Regions from separate parts of the Homo sapiens genome. Here region 2 is linked to region 1. Evidence: read pairs that join two places in POLR2A ChIA-PET (ENCODE). Cell type or tissue: Panc1. All regions are shown on one strand. Region 1 holds the start of LOC124900287 (a long non-coding RNA gene). Region 2 overlaps JMJD1C (jumonji domain containing 1C).

Region 1 (4,000 bases):
TGGCCTAATTAATATATATCCATTATACTCTCTGAAAATGTTGGTTCAATTTCTCTTTTTAGTCATGTTTCTTTCCAAAATACTAAAAACTATAATATATAATGATTGCATCCTGGAATACCCAACTAAACGTCACCCAAAAATCTGACCAGTGCCGGGCGCAGTGGCTCACAACTGTATTCTCAGTACTTTTGGAGGCCAAGGCGGGGTGGATCATCTGAGGTCAGGAGTTCAAGACCAGCCTGGTCAACATGGCGAAAACCCATCTCTACTGAAAATACAAATATTAGCTGGGAGTGGTGGTGCACACCTGTAATCCCAGTTACTCAGGAGGATGAGGCAGAAGAATTTCTTGAAACCGGGAGGCGGAGGTTGCAGTGAGCTGAGATTGTGCCACAGCACTCCAGCCTGAGCGACAGAAAAAAAAAGAAGAAGAAGAAAAAAAGCTGACCAGGTTAACTAACTTAATACTTGCTATCTGATATTCAATACATTCAAATCATTCAGAGAAAAGAGTGGGCTTCAAACCAATGACTTAAAAGTGAAAGGACTTGTATTAATCCTGACTCATCTGTTTCCTAACCACTACCTTAGTTTATCATTCTGATTTAATGAAGAATAAGGCTGTGCAACTTGTAAAGGAAACTAAAGAAAAACATACTGCTACTGAATAAAATGCTGAGAAATCAAGGATAAAGGTGGCAGACTGGGAATTCCCACTGAAAACATTTAATTAGATTCACAGCAAAGCATCATTTCTGGAAATTTTAAAAACTTACATGTACCTACCACTCTAGACTAAAAAATAATATACACAAAGGCCATTTCCAAAGAGAATTTTCCCCCACCTACTTAAAAAGTTTATAAAGGATAATTAGCATCCATATTAAGAAACTGCCTCATGAAATTTTAAAAAGTGAGAAAGAAATAAGCTCAATTAAAAAGCTTATTCAAGTGTACCCAAACTCCCCTTGACTTACAGAGGGTTACCCTAAGGTTGAGATAGGTCAAGGCACTATTTACAAAATTTATGCCAGTAACAGCTGCCATTTTAAGAAGCTAAGGAATTTAATGTACTGCTTGGACAACTGGTTAGAAAACAATCAATCTGGTATAGAGCCATTGTAATTACACGAACTCTAAATTTTTTTTTCTTCTTTCTAGAACATTTCTGTATTTCATAAGATTTATTTAAATAAATAAATTTAACCATCTTAGGTATCTGTAGTAAATTTTCATTCAAAATAAGATAAATGTCTATCATTTACACATGGGAGAAAATATTTTTATATTTATAACCTGATCTTATTTAAAAACCCTAACTATAAAAAATGCACATAGAAAAGCTCTGCTATAAACCAGCACTTAGTCTAAAATTCGTAAGAAATTCTAAAACTAAGGTATGCTAGATCCCAAATCAAGTGCTCTCATGTTAATTCCTACTGATTTCTTTGAACTCGGAATTCACATTTTTCAGAAACACAATGGTTAAAATGTCAAGTCAATCACTTCACTTCTGGAAGATATGGCATCCTTCTAGGCCAGAGGGTGACTTAGTATATACACTAGCAGAGCAGATTAAATAGCTTACTAACAGAGACAAACATACAATTCACTAAACTGCGTTAAGACTTTAGCTCTTATGCCTCTCAAACTGTTTTAAAAAAAGTTAGGGTACCCCCCCCACTCTCCCCCAGCATATTCTTTCAATCATTGTAATTTTCAAAAACATGTCGAGTTTTAGGCCACCTGGCAAGAGTTTATTTTTAAAAGTAATTTCTACATAACGATTTCACTTCTCTAAACCAAATCCAAGCTGAAACTTGGTTCCAAAAGTGCTAATAATACAACCACAGAATTAAAACATTAAGATTTGGAAGGTTCCTTTGATTTCACCTAGATTCACCTACTCTAACTCCCTCTAACTGACTGGGGGAAATGAAATGATAAGGTCTGTAGTAAACTAAATGGTATTCACAATTAACAAAATAAAACCCCAGGGAAAAGCTCCAACACCTCCACTATTAAATTGGGATTTGCTATGAAATAAATATTATAAACAAAGAACAAAAGCTAACAATACAAAAAAACTAGGTCCTTTAAAGAAACAAGAAAAATCAAGTGGAAAGACAAGAGCACATCTATATAGACTTCAAAACATGAAATAATGTTTACACTAAATGAACTAACATCTCATTTTGGTGGACCTAAGAGAACTATTCTAATTCCCTAAGTATTACAAATCCATGCACAACAAATAACTGCTCATTAACACAAGCTCTTGTTCTCTCCATGGAAATAATAGCTCTACATTTTATTTTTGAAAAACAGTAACAAGTCTGAAATAAAATAGTATTAACTTTTTACTCCATTAGAAAAAATTTAAACTGGTTCACTCATCCTTTCTTTCCATGCAATTACTGTATTATTTTAAAACATCTGAGTAAAAAGAAATCTATAATATATCCATTTAATTCAACCTAAACTCTAAATATACAAATGAAGGCCAGGTGTGGTGGCTCACGCCTGTAATCCCAGCACTTTGGGAGGCCGAGGCGGGCAGACCACTTGAGGTCAGGAGTTCGAGACCAGTCTGGCCAACATTGTGAAACCCCATCTCTATTAAAAATACAAAAATTAGCTGGGCGTGGTGGTGTGTGCCTGTCATCCCAGCTGCTCTGGAGGCTGAGGCAGGAGCATTGCTTGAACCCAGGAGGCGGAAGTTGCAGTGAACCAAGAACGTGCCACTGCATTCCAGCCTGGGTGAAAGAGTGAGACTCCATCACGGAAAAAAAAAAAAAAAAAAATACACATACACACACACACACACACACACACACACACACACACACACACACACACAATTCTGTGAGCTTTACTTATACCTGAAAAAATTAACTGGTAATTTCAACAATCTTAAAAAATATTTAGCTTAATACTTTTGATGAGTTTCTTCACATAATTAAAAGCTAATAGTCAACTGGAAAATGTTTTCCTAATTAAATGTATTTGTATTTAAATTGCAATAATGGAGAACTGAAATTTATATATAAAATCATTCAATTACTGACAATCTAAAAAAATTTCCCCTTTAAAAAAAGAACTATTATGCTAAACTGATAGGTATACATAAACACTAATCTCATTTAATTATATTAATTTACCCAATTCTTAACGTTTAGCATTGAAGACAATTTATACTAATATTTAACCAATTATTTTCTAATAATGATTATTTAGAATGTCAGATACTTTATTTTGTTTACTTCTGTATTCCTTGCAACAGAACACTGCCTGGCTCATAGTAGGTTCTCAGTATATATTGTTAATTGAATTAATAAATCGTTTATCCTATAAGCAAAATCAACTGACTGCATTCATTGGGTTTTTCACACAACTAGAAGTTAGATGAAATGATATTTAAAGAATATTGTTTAAAGAATGTCTGAATATCAATAAAGTTTAATTAACCTTTAATTTTAAAAAGTAATCTAAAATTTCTTACCTGGTAGGGCTGAAAGGCACTATCTTCAGTTAAAAAATCCAGTTGCTTATCTACAAGGAATTCTACTGCAGTGACTGAACTGGGTATATTTCTTTCAACCAGAGGTTTGAAAGTCTGCCAAGAAAAAAAAAATTTCTAATGATAATTTTCTGGGTAGTATCCTGAAATTATGAAGGAACACACACCAATACAATGTATCAATGTCATTATCACTACAGAGTCTTAGGGTACCTAATATTAATTTTCATATTATAAACTAATGCTTTTATCTACACCATAAGGTATCTGTGTTTATTTAAAAGAAACAAACTAGATCTACATGTGATATGGGCATATTTGAGTATACTAAGTCCCAACTGTTTACTTTTAAAAAGGGATGTAATAAAATATGCATGTGTGTAAAAATGTCTGCTTAAAAAGAGAAATTGCTTTTGAAACAGTAAACTGGGTTGTAGAGCTATTTACCCCCACCTTTTTTTTTTAACTGTATTATTT
Region 2 (4,000 bases), 180 kb after region 1:
GGCCGTGTGTAAAACAGTATTGCATATACAAAAGAACTGAAAGCTCTCTTTAATCCATTTATTTAGAAGACTCTCCCTTTTTTACACGGTTTAGACTGAATCTTGACAGTCACTTAATTCTGTAACTCCTAAAGGTGTCCTTGGATTCTATTACTGGGACCTAGTATAACACAAAAGAAAGTGGACTCTGGAGTCATAGGACCTGGGTTCAAATACTAGTTATCAGTTATAATATGCATGAGCTGGAGAAATTCTTCTAGTCTCTTTATTCCTCAGTTTCCAGACCTATAAAATGGAAATAATAGTAGTAATGAACTTACAAAGTTTCCATGGGGACGAAGTAAGCTAATACATATAAAGTGCTCAAGATTAAGACAATACGTAGCACACAGGAAGTACTATATTAATGGGAACTAATACCAATCACTCCTCCCTTCCTCCTGCATTAGATCATAAGTCCTTCTCAAAATTATCTCATTTTGAGTTCCTCAACTTTACTTAACGCCCTCTTCTCAGTTTTCCTTTTCCAAGCATCACCCAGTTTTCAACAAAATCACATCATAATCAGCTGCTGACTTAAAGGGTTAACTCCAACATATGGTGGGAGTGAAAAAAACCCTGACTTTGATCCCTTTGTACTGCCACACTCAACCCTCTTCCTTTGTTTTTATTCTCATTATTCAATCACTTTCAGTTCTCTGGCCTGTTATTCTACGGCTATTATAATCACCTTAATAAATACCTTTGTATTCTGCTCCTCTCAATCCTCTTCTCAATGTTAACAGCGTTAGGTGTTTTTGAAGCATGGGAGACCCAAGTGAATAACATGTACTAGACATTTAAATATTCAAGAATATTTATATAGCACCTGTTATTTGTAAAGCACTGTTCTGTGGACTACACATCTAAGGTATTAAATGTACATACTGATGACTGGTTGAGGTAACTGGTGAGATCTTCAGCAAGAAAATTAGACCTGGTAAAATGATGTACAGACAAGCAACCAAAAATACTGTCCAAAGATTCAGGAAGACTGATCTAATCAAGAGTTGAGTTTTGCCATTACAGGGTAAAGAGTATAGTGAACAAGCCCAGAGTAGGATGTCCTAGACTGCCAGGGAGAAAAAACGCCAACAATTTTTAAACCTGGGTATATATCAATTTGAAATCAGTTATTCTTAATAAATCTAGGATACCAGAGAACTTACAATGCAGTTTAAAGTATATGACACGCACACACAAAATACATTAAGACAATGTTGAATATATATGAAGAAAGTATGTGTATTCATATTTGTTTCAGATTTGACTCAAGAACGATTAAACTTATAAACTTCTAAAAAGAAGAGACTTAGGTCATTATATCATCTGTAACTTCTAGCAATGCAGCAGAATGTTATGTATTTAATGTGCATAAAATAAATGCATTATAATTCAAAATGTAACCAACCAGAAAACGAAGAGAAAGTTTTCAAGATGGCATAAAAATGTGGCAAGTGTTTCTGTTTCCATGCCATACATTTCTTGCCTCCAAGCAAATATTCACATTATTCTCCTCTCTGGAATACAGTCTCTTCATCAAACACAACTCTTACCCATCCTTTATATAATCCAGCTTCTCCATTAAGCCTTCCTGTCATAGAAAGTATAACAATGCCACATTTTCATATTGTTCCTTCTCTTAATATCTACAGCACTTATTACTACATAATCCAATCCTTAAGTATTGAGTTTTTTTTCCTCCTAACACCAAATACATGATGTCTTTTCCAATACCACTTCTCCGACTCTCTGACATCAACTAGGTGCCCTACAATTCAATTCTGACACTACCCAGAGTTAGCATCAGACTCCACAGATTTAAGTCTCACAAGACTGCCATTACTTCATACACCAGTCACAAGCATGGGGTTCCCCAATCCTCTGATTGATCAACTGACCAGCAATAATTGGGGGCTCCCAGGCCCCCTCCTCCAGTTAGGTAATTTGGTGCAATAACTCACAGAACTCAGGAAAGCATTTTCTTACTAGATTATTATTATAAAGGATACAACCCAAGAACCACCAAACAGAAGAAATGCATGGGGTGAGGTAGGAAGTAAGGGAGCTTCCAGCTTCCACACCCTCTCTCAGGGTGTCACCCTCTCAGCTCTCCAAATCCCATCATTTACAGGGTTTTGTTTTTTTTGTTTTGTTTTGCTTTTTCTTCTTTTGACACAGGGTCTGACTCTGTCACCCACGCTGGGATGCAGTGGCAGCATCTTGGCTCACTGCAACCTCTTCTTCCTGAGTCAAGTGATTCTCCAGCCTCAGCCTCCCGAGTAGCTGGGACTACAGGTGTGAGCCACCGCACCCCGCTAATTTTTGTAATGGTTGTAGAAACAGGGTTTTGCTATGTTGCCCAGGCTGGTCTCAAACTCCTGAGCTCAAAGGCACCCACCCAACTTGGCCTCCCAAAGTACTGGGATTACAGGCGTGAGCCACTGCTCCCAGCCTTTTGACAGGTTTTTATAGAGGTCTGGTTACATATGCAAACCTTTTATAGAGGTTTGGTTACATATGCCACTGGTAATTTACTCTATCTCCAGTCACTCCCCACTCCCCAGAGGTTAGGTCATGGAGATGAGAGTGTTCCAAGCTTCTATTCAAGGTCTGGTCTTTTTGGTGACCAGACCATACCCTGAAGTTATCTAGAAGTCCACCAAGGGTTGCCTCATAGAAGAAATGACACTTCTATCACCCCTATCACTCGGGAGAGTCCAAGGGTATCAGAAGCTCTGTGCCAGGAACTGGGAACAAATAACAAACATGTTTCTAAATATACAACTGTATACAGTAGTATGAATCAACCGCTGAATATTCATCAACTCTCTCCACTAGAAGTAGAAATTTCTTGAGAACGGGTTTACTTCTTAAATGCTATGTTAGCCTACAACACTGACCACATACATAATCAATACTTGATATTTATACATTCAAAACATTTACTGAGAGTCAATTCATAACAGTAAGTGACTGAGGAGTTTTCTGATTTCATATATGCATATTACAGAGTTTTATTTTATTGGTTTTACTAGGATTTTTTCAAAATAAAAAGTGATGCATCTCAAAGAATTAAAGATAAATTTCAAAAAATTCTAGGACATTTCTATTTATTTATTTATTTATTTATTTTGAGATAGAGTCTCACTCTGTCACCTAGGCTGGAGTGCAGTGGCACAATCTCGACTCACCGCAACCTCCGCCTCCCAGGTTCAAGAGATTCTCCTGCCTCAGCCTCCCGAGTAGCTAGGATTACAGGCGCATGCCACCACACCCATCTAATTTTTGTATTTTTAGTAGAGACCGGGTTTCACCATGTTGGCCAGGCTGGTCCTGAACTCCTGAACTCAAGTGATCCACCTGCCTCGGCCTCCCAAAGTGCTGGGATTACAGGCGTGCGCCTCCGTACCCGGTGGACATTTCTATTTAATTAATTAAACAAACAATTACTGAATACCTACTATCTTTTTTTTTTTTTTTTTTGGAGACAGAGTTTCACTCTTGCTGCCCGGGCTGGAGTGCAATAACACGATCTCAGCTCACTGCAACCTCCGCCTCCTGAGTTCAAGTGATTCTCCTGCCTCAGCCTCCTGAGAAGCTGGCATTACAGGTGCCCACCACCACGCCCAGCTAATTTTTTTGTGAATACCTACTATCTACTAAGCAATGTTCTCAATGCTGGGAATACAGTTTATCAAAGCTGATAAAAGTCCATTTAATGGAGCAATTTAATTCTAATGCAGAAAAAGAAGTACAATGTTTAGTATGACAGAAATAAGAGACAAGGGCCAGATGCAGTGGCTCCCACCTGTAATCCCATCACTTTGGGAAGCTGAGGTGAAAGGATCGCTTGAGGCCAGGAGTTCAAGACCAGCCTGGGCAACATAGTGATACCCAGTCTCTACAAAAAAACAATTAAAAAAAATTAGCTGGGTGTGGTGGTACACATCTGTAGTCC

Evidence for each region. ChIA-PET counts read pairs that join two places held together with the same protein. Peaks named below come from ENCODE experiments on the same cell type or tissue, not always from the same donor. Only the 100,000 strongest peaks of a DNase experiment are listed, where the experiment ranks them.
Region 2: POLR2A ChIA-PET joins it to region 1 with 7 read pairs; 13 of 35 experiments call an interaction of 5 or more read pairs at or near these places.

What each region holds. Positions count from the first base shown.
Region 1 is chr10:63,261,146-63,265,145 of GRCh38, forward strand. It overlaps JMJD1C (jumonji domain containing 1C), which reads right to left. Exons shown (of 26, transcript NM_032776.3): 3 at 3,506-3,619. It overlaps LOC124900287 (a long non-coding RNA gene), which reads right to left and starts at 242. Exons shown (of 2, transcript XR_007062158.1): 1 at 1-242. In Panc1, no CTCF peak of the experiment used is centred here; no DNase peak of the experiment used is centred here; H3K4me3 peaks cover 411 bases; H3K27ac peaks cover 1,072 bases.
Region 2 is chr10:63,441,117-63,445,116 of GRCh38, forward strand. The region is part of intron 1 of JMJD1C (jumonji domain containing 1C); the gene reads right to left. Among named protein-coding and RNA genes, the nearest start is that of JMJD1C-AS2, 13 kb to the left of the region's middle. In Panc1, no CTCF peak of the experiment used is centred here; no DNase peak of the experiment used is centred here.